Regions from separate parts of the Homo sapiens genome. Here region 2 is linked to region 1. A link is a loop called in an ENCODE intact Hi-C map of the cell type or tissue named here. Cell type or tissue: Calu3. All regions are shown on one strand. Links, peaks and the distances in the headings refer to the core of each region. The heading gives the core; the rest is flanking DNA.

The links. Peaks named below come from ENCODE experiments on the same cell type or tissue, not always from the same donor. Only the 100,000 strongest peaks of a DNase experiment are listed, where the experiment ranks them.
Region 2: it touches region 1 in a loop (4-fold over the local background); 2 of 110 quality-filtered maps call a loop at or near these places.

The regions. Positions count from the first base shown.
Region 1 is chr6:155,780,267-155,786,010 of GRCh38, reverse strand. No RefSeq gene overlaps it. Among named protein-coding and RNA genes, the nearest start is that of MIR1202, 160 kb to the left of the region's middle. In Calu3, for the core only: no CTCF peak of the experiment used is centred there; a DNase peak (open chromatin) is centred at 3,470.
Region 2 is chr6:155,879,798-155,885,541 of GRCh38, reverse strand. LOC105378072 (a long non-coding RNA gene) reads right to left here. Exons shown (of 3, transcript XR_001744424.2): 3 at 919-3,597. All of the region lies in intron 4 of LOC101928923 (a long non-coding RNA gene), which reads left to right. Among named protein-coding and RNA genes, the nearest start is that of MIR1202, 64 kb to the left of the region's middle. In Calu3, for the core only: no CTCF peak of the experiment used is centred there; a DNase peak (open chromatin) is centred at 3,481.

The DNA of each region.
Region 1 (5,744 bases), core at 384-5,383:
CATGATTTAATCACCTTTTAAAGGTCCTACCTTTTAACACTGTGGCATTGGGTAGTGAGTTTTCAACACATAAACTTTGGGGGACACATTCAAATCATAGCAGCATTCCTGACATTTATGGGCTCCAAGTGCTTCTGCTTCAGGTAAGTGGATCTTAGCTGCAACTCACTGGATTTGCCTGTCTCTCCAGATTTCAGGGTGATGGTTTGCCCTGTAACCTCGAGAAAGTCATTGACTTTTGGTTTATTCAGATTTTGCTTGTTGTTAAGATTGGAGTGGTATTATCCAAGCTCTTTCCATGTTGGAGCTGAAACCATAAGCTTGCATCAGTTGCTTTTAAAATCTCTCCAGATGATTCTAATATGCAGCCAGAGTTCAAAACCACTAGAAGAAAGTGAAGAAACTTTGAACGCACCTTGTTTTGAATCCCTGCTCTGACTTTCAGCACCTGTGACAGTGAGCAACTATGAACAAATTATTACTCTTTCTGAAACTCAGTTTCTACATCTGTCAAATGGGATACTTCCTACTTTACAGCATTCTTGTAAGAATTAGCAACAATGTAATAGGCATAATATTGCCATATACTAGCTTCTCATTCCTTTTGTTACAACTAGCATTTATTGAACACTTATTTAACATTGAGTATGTTCAAACAGTAAATCTATATTGGCTCATTTTCTCTACATAAATCTCACTGAGAAAAAGTCTAATTCTTTGTAGGTGAAGAAACTGAGGCATAGAGAAATTCATTAACTTGCCCTGGGTTACACAGGAAGTAAATGGTAGAACTGGCATTTGAATTCCAGTAATGTGACTCCATAACCTCTACCCATCTTCTACACTCTGCTCCCTGGAAAAGATATCCACAGTGTGTTTAGAAGGCAGTGGCTAAGTTAATTTGTGTTGAGTAAAGATGGAGAAAAACTGACACATATTCACAATAAATTAAATCAAATAATACTGAACATATTCCTAGAAGTAATATTTGTATCTATATAAAAGCATAGTTGTTTAAAAACCTGTGCAGATAAGAATTTTAGCCACTAAAATGAATTAACCTTCAATTGGAAAACTTTTTTGTACTTGGGTCTTTCCCAGTAAATTCAAGTTGAGATCCAGCGTTCTGTGCAGTTGTTATTATATAATAGTATTTGTTTATTAGAATAAATTATAAATGTTAAATTTGCTTAAAATATTCTGAATTTGATAAAATTCCTTTATATAACACCATTTAACCTGCATACCTGGTTTGTGTACATTAATTAAGGAAAAATATTTTAATTCAATCAGCCATTTTTCCCATATGAAACCAATAAATCATTTTGAATTACCTTCTTAAATGCTTGAACCATGAAGCTATATAGCAAAAGAAAAATGTTGTAACTTAATAAGGCTAATGAGTAATTCTTTTTTTAACTATATATTTTAAAAATCTACTACACCAGATAATTATTTATACCTATAATTTCAATATTAGCATATGGCAACACATTATTTGCTGCTTATATAACAGAATCATAATCATCAATTCATTTTTATAACAGTTTTATTGAGATAACTCATCGTTATTAGAGCACTCTCTAACAGAATTCGAAACTCAAGACTAAAAGTTCAGGAACTATCTTAAATGCAAAAATTGATTTTTTTAAATATTCTGAACTGAAAGCTATCTGGCAGTACAGCCAATTCTGAAAACAAAAATCCCCTTGCAGTAGCCATTTATGTTTTATTCGCTATTCTGCTGCAAATCATGTTAAAGCAGATGCCTGATTAGATGGCGAGATTTCTATATGTTTGGATTATGACAAATACATAAAACTCACATAGATTTCAAAAGCACTCTGAATAATTACTTAAAATCAAAATGCTCTATGTGCATAATGGAATAATATTCTACTAATAGAATCTTTTGTTGCTTCCTGCTTAGGGAATTCCAAAAAGCTTTCCTATACCCCAAACATGATCAAGTTCTTTCAATGAGACCTAAGATACAATCTGTTCAGATGCCTTCATTGTATGAAAGTCATCACTGTAAAATGTATGGCTCCATCATAACCTAATACAACACAGTGATTTGCAATATGGTGATTACCACTGTGATTTGATTCATTAATTCTCAGTAACAGTTGTTAATGAGCTCATTAAGCAAGTATTGTACAGAAGATTTCAACCAGGGGAACCTCTTAAAAACCACTAAATATCTTCTTTTGCAGGGGGGAGGAAAAAGGAAATAGGTTAAATGCCAGAGGAGAAGTCTATAAATATGGCTGTTTATCAACTATGGCAAAGTTTTAAATCATTAAGCTTTTATAAAACTATATAAATTCTGAGCATTTTGTGCCATTTCCAAAAAAGGTGCTCACAGTGAGATGACTCCTCTCCTTGGGCCTTCCTGGATTTAGCAACTATTTTGTTAAGATGTAGAAACAAACTCTAGGCCTGGCGTGGTGGCTCCCTCCTGTAATCCCAGCACTTTGAGAGGCTAAGGCAGGTGGATCACCTGGGGTCAGGAGTTCAAGACCAGCCTGACCAACATGGTGAAACCCCATCTCTACTAAAAATACAAAAATTAACTGAGTGTCATGGCGTGTGCCTGTAATCCCAGCTATTCAGGAGGCTAAGACAGGAGAATTGCTTGAACCTAGGAGGCAGAGGTTGCAGTGAGCCGAGATCGCACCACCATACTTCAGCCCAGACGACAGAGGGAGACTCCATCTCAAAAAAAAAAAAAAAAGAGAGAAACGAACTGTAACCCTGCATCTCACATTTCACCAATAGGTTGATTCTTTTTCTTGCTTCTATAACATATAATTCAATAATGTGTTCAAGTATTTGAAATATTGAGGGTTACGTTTAAATTTAATTTGGGTATTGCATTAGTTGACTTTAAGCAACGTATTTTATCTTGAAGTATGTGATCTGTAAATGTCTATGAGTGATAAGCAAGTTAAAGTGCTTTAACTAACAGTAACAAAAATGTATGACTTACTTCCCAGTTTACAAAGAAATTTTATATGCATGACTTTAATCCTTACAAAACCTGGAAGAATGTTACCATTAGCCCAAATTTACGCACAAGAAACCTGAAGCTCTAGTTAAGTGACTTGCCTAATTGAAAAGTTTGTATGTTCAGTTCTTAGAACCACAAACTTTATGTTCTTTCTACTAAAACACACTGATTTTCTCAGTAACTAATCAGAAGCTGGCAGCCTCACCGTGGAAATATGCCTTGCTTTTATTAAAGGAAAAATTATTGGTGACACTTATTAAAGATGGTAAGGAAGACTTCATCCAAGAAGGACTACCACAATGGGGCTTTGTATTATAGAAGGAGAGAGAGACTGGGCTCAGGTCCAAAAACAATAAGGAAAAGTGGGGATTTATAGCCAAGGAGCAGGGTAGGGTATCAGAGGATGGAAAATTACTAAGAGGAAGGGCAATTGTATTAAAGTGACCTCACAGGATTTTTGCTGAAGGCAGGCCTGGGTGATTCAGTATCAAGGGTGGTCAGACTGAGGGTAGGGGATTTTTGCTAAACTGACTCAGCAGGCTTCTTGCTAAAACTGGAATAACTGGACCAAGGGCAGAGCCCAAGATTAGAGCCTTGTCAGAAAGAGGACTGAGAGGGGCCCAGTCTGAGTTAAGTCAAAGAGAAAGAAACTCCATGCTCCTTCTACTAAAACACATCAATTTTCTTAGTAACTGATCAGAAGCTAGCAGGCCTCCCATCGTGATGTGTCTTATCATCCATAACCCAGAAGAAGGAGGCTTTAAGCATAAGGGTAAGAGAGATCTAGTTAATGCTCAGGAATGAAGTGATATAAAATCAAACTTCAAGAAAAGCTTCCATGCAGTGTTATTTATGTTTGGAAGCACAACCATGACCAAAACCTTCGAACACACCATAAGTCATTTATCTCAAGTCCAAGGAAACTAAATGATAGATCAGACTCATTGAATTAGAGCCAATCAAGTATGTGACTTGAAATTACTCCAATAAAATCCTAATACCAGCATCTTCTACCATTCTAGGTGCAATGTCTCATGAAGTTTGACAAGCACTTCATGTGCTTTCCTTCCACAATAAGACAGTTTCTCCTAATCGCTTGCCCATGCATACATTCAATGCATGCTTCACGATTCACATGGCCACTTCCATTTCTTCAGTGGCCTAAGGACAGACACTAAAAATAAGCGCATGATTTGTAAGAAAAACAGATATTGATGAATTCCAAATAACCTTATCCAACTTATATAAACCAGCTCAAGTAGGCATTTTACTAATTTAATTTTAGTTTCCCAGGTATTAATTGGATTGATCAGTATTCATTCAGATTTGTCACTGGTTGTGCCTGCTGCGTATTGGTTCTGCTTTTTGTCAGCCTATTAATTTTCAATAAATAATGTCTCAGAAATTGCAGATGAGTAAATTAAAGTGTTAATTGGTAATGTTGTAATGTGTAATATTTCTTTAATGTTTTTTAAACAAAATAGACCACTATCACATTTATGAAATTTATTTATACTCAGTTTTTTAAAAGAATTTCAGACTGCCTATACAAGGTCAAACTTTTTATGTTTATAAAATGGAAATAGGGACAACATTGTTGGAAAAGTTAGCTTATTAATCTTGATAAGAATTGTGTTTCTACGATCTCTGCTTTTGAAATTATGGTGTGTCTAACACTGTCCTAAAATACAACTTGCAAGGAATAATAAAGCCAAGGCTAAATTTGTGTATTGTCAAATTTCTCAAAGGAAGAAAAGTTATTGTTAAAATTTCTTAAGTGGCTCCTGAGTACCTCCTTTTGTATTTCCTTAGTCCATCTGCTCTGCTGTCGTTCTTTTATTACAGGTTATACTTTGTCCTCTATTTTATAGGTATCATTGTTCCCTTTCACTCTTGACCAGACCAAAAGCTAATATCACATACAGTGTACTTTGGGAAATTCTGCCTTCGAGGAATAGCCCACCAAGTATAAAGAAAAATATATTTTGCCCTGGGTATGGTGGCTCATGTCTGTAATCCCAGCACTATGAGAGGCTGAGGTGAGCAGATTGCTTGAGGCCAGGAGTTCAAGACCAGCCTGGGCAACATAGAAAAACCCCATCTCTACAAAACATTCAAAAAATTAGCCAGACATGGTGGTGAGCGCCTGTAGTCCCAGCCACTGGGGAGGTGGAGGCAGGAGGATCATTTGAGCCCGTGAGGTCAAGGCTACAGTAAGCCATGATCACACCACTGGACTCCAGCCTGGAAGACAGAGTGAGACCCTGTCTCAGAAAAATATACTTTGCATTGAGACCCTCTCCTGGCACATTCCAGAATCTGTGTTTCTTTGGCAAGCAAAGAAACAGTTGATAGTTACCAGGAAGTGCAGTCCCACCTGTTTGTCATATCTAGAAAGATGCTATCCTGTGACCTATCCAGCTAGTATTATAGACTTAGATCATATAATTATGTATTTATTCCAGTTATTTGAATAATACAATTAAAACTTGCAAAGCAGTTTCACTTGAGATGACAAAGAGCACAACTTACCATTCCTTATTTATTATTGAAAAATTTCTAGACCAATCTGCCTGCAAAAGACCAGTCCAGGCTTCAACGGACAAATGGTATGTTGGCGCTAGAGATACTGAGTTAGAACTTGGGAGATATAGCCTGAGGGTCTCAGCCTTCAGCAGGGAGACAGAAAAACTCACACCACAAATGAGATTAAAAATATAGTCAACTACTC
Region 2 (5,744 bases), core at 402-5,401, 100 kb before region 1:
ACTTTTTGGAAAATAATTTGTCAGTGTACATCAAAAAGCCATAAAAATTTTATATCTTTGGCCTAGTAAAATCCACTCCTGGAAAGTTATCCAAAGGTAATAAACCCCAAACAGAATGTTATACATGGAGCTATTAATTGCAGCATTATTTATAATAGCTAAAATTTGCAGTACTATTTATAATAGCTAAAAATTAGAAACACCCAGAATGGCCATCGATAGAAAAATGTTTACCTGAATTATGGCACAGCTGCTGTATGGAAAATTATGCAACTATTAAAAATGAAAATTATGTAGCTAAATGGAAAGGGCTTATAATGAGAATGCAAAAATATACATAAAATTGACTGCATTTATGAAAATACATATGCATATGTAAAAGTAAAAGTTCTACATAAAAATTGAAATAATTGTGCTGGGAAATAGGATTATGTAGTTTTATCTCTTCTGTTATTCTTTCAGTAAATGAAAATAGACAGAGATTCAATAGGAAATGTGAAAGAGTAGGGCAAATCAGATAAAAGACATACGGGCTCATTCACGTGATGTAAGAACAATTCTAGTTTGGCTCAATCGTACGCTACAAACAGAAAAACAGAATAAAATAATTTATAATGCTAAGTGGGTTTGAATTATTGAGAACCTTCCGACTCTATCTAAGGAATTTTGACACCATTACAGAGACAATTAACCAAAAGTATATGATTCTGTGAAAGCGAATAACAGGATGAGAACTGTGAAACAGAAAGGTTAATTTAAGAAGTGCTGAAGGAAGAATTGAAGAAGAAATAAAATGGAGACTCAGAGACTAGGCAAAAGGGCATTGCAGTAATTTAGATGATTGTGATCAGGAAGTGGCTATGGGAGGTGAACGACTGAGATAAATCTGAGATGAAATATAAAGGAATTGACAAGCTAGGTCATAACTGGACATGGGCTTTTATTAATGGCAAAAACCACAATTGCTTTTGCACCAACCTAATAAAAGTGTGTATAAGGAGAAAGATGGTGGCATTAACAGATACAGAAATTGGGAACAAATACAGATTCACCAGTTTCCAGGACATAGTGTTAGAATATACAGCTCAATCATGTTTCAGCCACTGAACTGTGGCATTTAAAACAGACTAAGCAGAGATGCACTGGGTAAAAAGGGAGTCAGAGTGCAAACAGTGGTGCCGCTTACTTGCCTCCTCATAGGCATCCTTGAATCACATCAGAAACTTTCAAATCATGGTGTGTCTTTCTTCCACAAATGCACAATGGAAATGCCTGTATTTTTGATAACTTTGGCTCAAAGATTCTTTCTATTGCTTCTTTTAATATGACATCTCAGCTTCCATGATTTCCGGCAAGTCTCCTTCCCTTTCTCCCTTAGAATAAACACTGCTTATCTTTCAATGTTTTGATCCATCCATTAGTTCCACATAAGCTAAATGATGTGCTTGTGGGATCTAATCTCAGTATGCCAGAAGCGGGTCTCCCAGACCTACTGAGTCATAATCTTTGAGGAAGAGGTTTGTCATGTGGCCAGACATGTGCCAGAAACGACTAGCCTAGCCCTCTTTCTCATTTTACAGAAAAGAAAATCAAGGCCAAAAGATCACTGGCCAAACTCAGGTTTCCTGGCTCCTAGTCCAGTGCTCTTCCCATTACACCAGTAAACACCCTTAAAATCTCTGCCGCTAGGAATTGAAATAAACAAAGTGTACTTGGGAAGTATTTGCTTTTTTTTTCCTTTAACAATAACAAACACCACCACACAGTTACTCATAAAATGTTAATTGCATTCCTTTCCCAATAACATCCTGATTTTCAGTTTAAACTATTAGCTTGAAGCATTAGACATTTCAATAATAAAAAGTGATTCTCTTTTCCATACACCTTCAATTTTTTATTTCTTATAAATATTCAATTGAATATTTCCATTTGTGGTGTATGTTTGCTAATTTACTGGAAGTTGATTCTGTTCCCCAGAAATGTCACTTGGGTGACCCTGCTGGGCTGAAATGGAAAGTCTAAGCACTGATTTTTGAACTCTTAGTTCTGTGTAGGATTCAACAGCTGTTTGCTTTCTCTAGGGCACTTGAAAATAACTCCAGTTCCAAGAGTATTTAGAAAGATTCCACTTTGAAAATAGAAGCTTTCCTTAAGGTAGGATTCATATTTTTTAAATGTAAAGAATTCAACTCTGATGAGATGATTACCTATAATTCATATTTTACTGGTTACACAGCATGGAGCAGTCTTTCATCAAATAAAGCTATAGCATGTTGACAGATTAAAAACCTAACATAGGCACTGTACTTTCCTAGTTGATTCTACAAGGACTTGACCAATAGAGTATTTGCAAGAAATTTTGTCGAAGACCTACTTGTACTTACTCACCACATCTCTGTGAACTGTCAGATAGGAATTAGAGAGTTCCTTGTTGCTGAGGAAGAAAACAGAGTCTTATTTTTATATGTAAATGACTGAACAATCAATCAGTAGCTATTTTGAGTACAGGGAAGATACTTCACACCCTTCAATAGAGAGGTGGAAGAGTCTGCTAAAAATTTAGGAACTAGGATCTCAGGAGGCCTGCAATGAATAAGAACAGATTTCATCTGCTCTAGCAGATAAACCTACTGGAAAAACAACTTACAGTTCTCTTAAAGTTCACTCAGTGGATAGGCAAAGGTAAATCTGTGAATCATTGGATTGCCTCATAATCTATTTAAGAAATTAATAGAAGATTTGGGGGTGTATTTACACCCCCAAATTGCCTTGGAGCCCAGGATATTTTGGTTAAAGATTAATTCACACCTATTGGTCTTTCTGAGACAGACAGGCTGGCTGATTTCCTGTTTTGAGGTGGTTTCGAGAAAAAGAACAAAAGCCCCTTATTCATGCTGCACCTTACCTAACTTCCAGCTGATTAACAACAAGACCCAAGAAGTTATTAACCACCACGAGTTCCTACTTCAGGGGGCTAGGGCCTACCATGAAGTTCTGCGTGTGCAGTTAGACTTAAACTTTAACTTATAGTTACCCTTGCCTCATTTTAATGCTAAAAATCATGCCCAGCAGTGGAGATTTAAAATGCTCATGTTATTTGTGATGTATGAAGAAGCATGTAAAACCACTGCACAAGCTCTAGACAAACCCCTCCTATTCAGGCTCTGACAAAATCCTTTTCTATAGAAAGTCCCTGTAAAACTAACCCACATACTGCCCTTGGGGAGCAACCCACCTTTTCCTTTTGCAGTGCTGACTTCCTTGCACACAAGCTAAAATAAATTTTTCTCTTTCTTTTTGGCTGCTATGTCTGGTGATCCCTCTTGATTTCTCTCCTTGGAGATTACAAGAACTCAGGGCACCAATAACATCTCTTTTGCCACGGATTCAGCATTTCTGAAATTTCAGGGGCCCTTAGTCCTCTTGATATCATCAGGTGTCCAGGGGTAGCAGGCCTGGCACAGCTCCAGCCATCGCAAAGTCACACCGAGAGGTGAAGTGAGCAGAGTCCAAGAGCAAATGGGATGGTGCACCAGCTAACCAGCCCTCTGTGGGAGTGTCCGGTTTCTATTCATCTTCCATCAGGGCTTCAGCATTCTAGGGAAGATACAAACAAGATCCGAGTCAGCTGAGGAACACAAATGAATGTAGAGCTAGTAAGGTGACCCAGGTTTCAAAATCACACATGGGCTGAAGCTGCCAGTGAGATTCAACTTGGCCTTTTAGGGGAAAGGATGGTGCCACAGATTTGTACTCAGAAAAATTCTGTAGGAGGTTCTGATATGGCAACCCCAAACTTCTCCCCCACCTCCCATACACTCATTTATCTACTTTTAAAAAGATGATTTTTTTCAGGTGAAATTTATTCTTTAAAATCTTTATCTTGATAGGAGAATACATAATCTGTTTTTCCTTGTTGCTTAGAACATTAATATATTAAAACAGGAAAGTCTCTGTTATGACTAAGAAAAGTATATATTTCCTCATAAGTCAGTCCATCAGTACTAACTAGTGATTTATCATAAAGGACTTAAGACCATGGTCCTCAACTGCCACTACACCCTAGAATTACCTGGGGGTCAGAAACTCTTGGGGTGAACCTCAGGCATAGGACATTGTTTTTCAGAAATACCTAGATAGTTCTGTTATGCAGGCAGAGTTGAGATCCTCAATAAATAGGTTTGGTTTTCTGATTTTCTGTATTTTCATTTTGTCTTGAGTGATTTGTCTTTATTGTGGTGTAGCATTTAGAATTCAATTTTTCACTCCAATTTATTAAATTCAGGAAAGTAGAATGTGGAGGGTGGGTGGCTAGGAGGGTGTGTCCTTATTCTGCTCAGATGATTCATTGCTGTTATTTAGTCCCTGCATAATCTGTGGTCACCATCGGACATTTCTGCCTTCACAGCATATCCTATGTCCTGTTTCTTCTCATAGTCACTGCCACCTCATTTTCAAGAATATGATTGTGACATAATAAATAAAGTTCAGCTGAACATGCTCAGATGACCGGCATCTGGGCGAGGGAGAATTTCCACTTCTGTTTCCATCTTTCTCAAACTGTGTGTTTACTACATGCTCCAGTTCTTTTCTTCCCAACAATTGTGTTTTTATTAAGAAAATAAGTTCTGCTTTCTGTGAGAAAAATATTTGCTGGATGAAATCAGTGAAATTCACCTTAAAGAGCAGAATGAATGACTTAGCTGTAACTTAATTCAAATACTGTCTAAGGAGAAGTGTGCCCTGTTTCCGCTGCTCGGCATATCCTGATTGCAGAAACAGATGCATAAGGGTTTTTAGAGTCTATTGTAAGTTTCATCATTGTTAATAATTATTGTTCATTTATCATTCTGTAAACTATGATTCAGTATTTTCCTGAAAGCTGCTCTTGCTGGTTGATACTTTTGTCAGCCTCAGCTCTAGGTGCTAAGAGCACAGCACTTAGCAATAGTGAGGAGGCAACATGAACCAAATTCAAATATAAAATGAAGCTAAATCGAGAGCTTTCTGCAGAGGACCAGATGCTCTCTGCAGGTCAGGGAAGCTTTCTTCACAGAAGAGTCTGCGTGGAGCTGGATTGTTGCAACAAAGTTGAGCCAATGTAGGACAATGGCTGATGTGGACAATGATGTAGGACAATGATGATGGTGATGGTCACTATCTTCATGTCACCGTGACACCATCGCTGCCACTGTTAGTGGTGCCTTTGCAAGGCTGCAGGAGTGCTTACCCTCTCTGCACTGCACCAAACATGTTACTCACTCAACCTAATTATTTCCCCAAAACAAATGTGTCCAAGGAGATATTGTTAGCCATACTTAACCGACGGGGACACTGAGGCTCAGAGGGGAAAATGAGCTCAGAGTCACACCGCTGGTGAGCTGCTGAGGCAAGATTTAAGCCCAGGTGTGCCTGACGCGGGAGCCCGTGCTCTTCATCACTGCCCTGTGCGCTCCAGCGCATTTATCTTGCACACGCTGGGATTTTATTGCAGATTTCTTCGGGGGATAAACGTGATAAATTACAATATTTGAGATCTGCTGAAACATTTGTTACAGTGTTTTAACTGAAGCTCTCAGGAAGCGTTTTCCATCTTGTTTTGGAACAGACTCGCAGATTCTGAGTTAAAAACGGTCGTCTTCCTTCTGAACGCCACTCCATCACGTGCGAGGCAGTCAAGGTTTCCTATAGCCAGATCCGAAAGATGAAGTTCTAATGAATTCTCTTAAGAGAGCGTTGGAAAT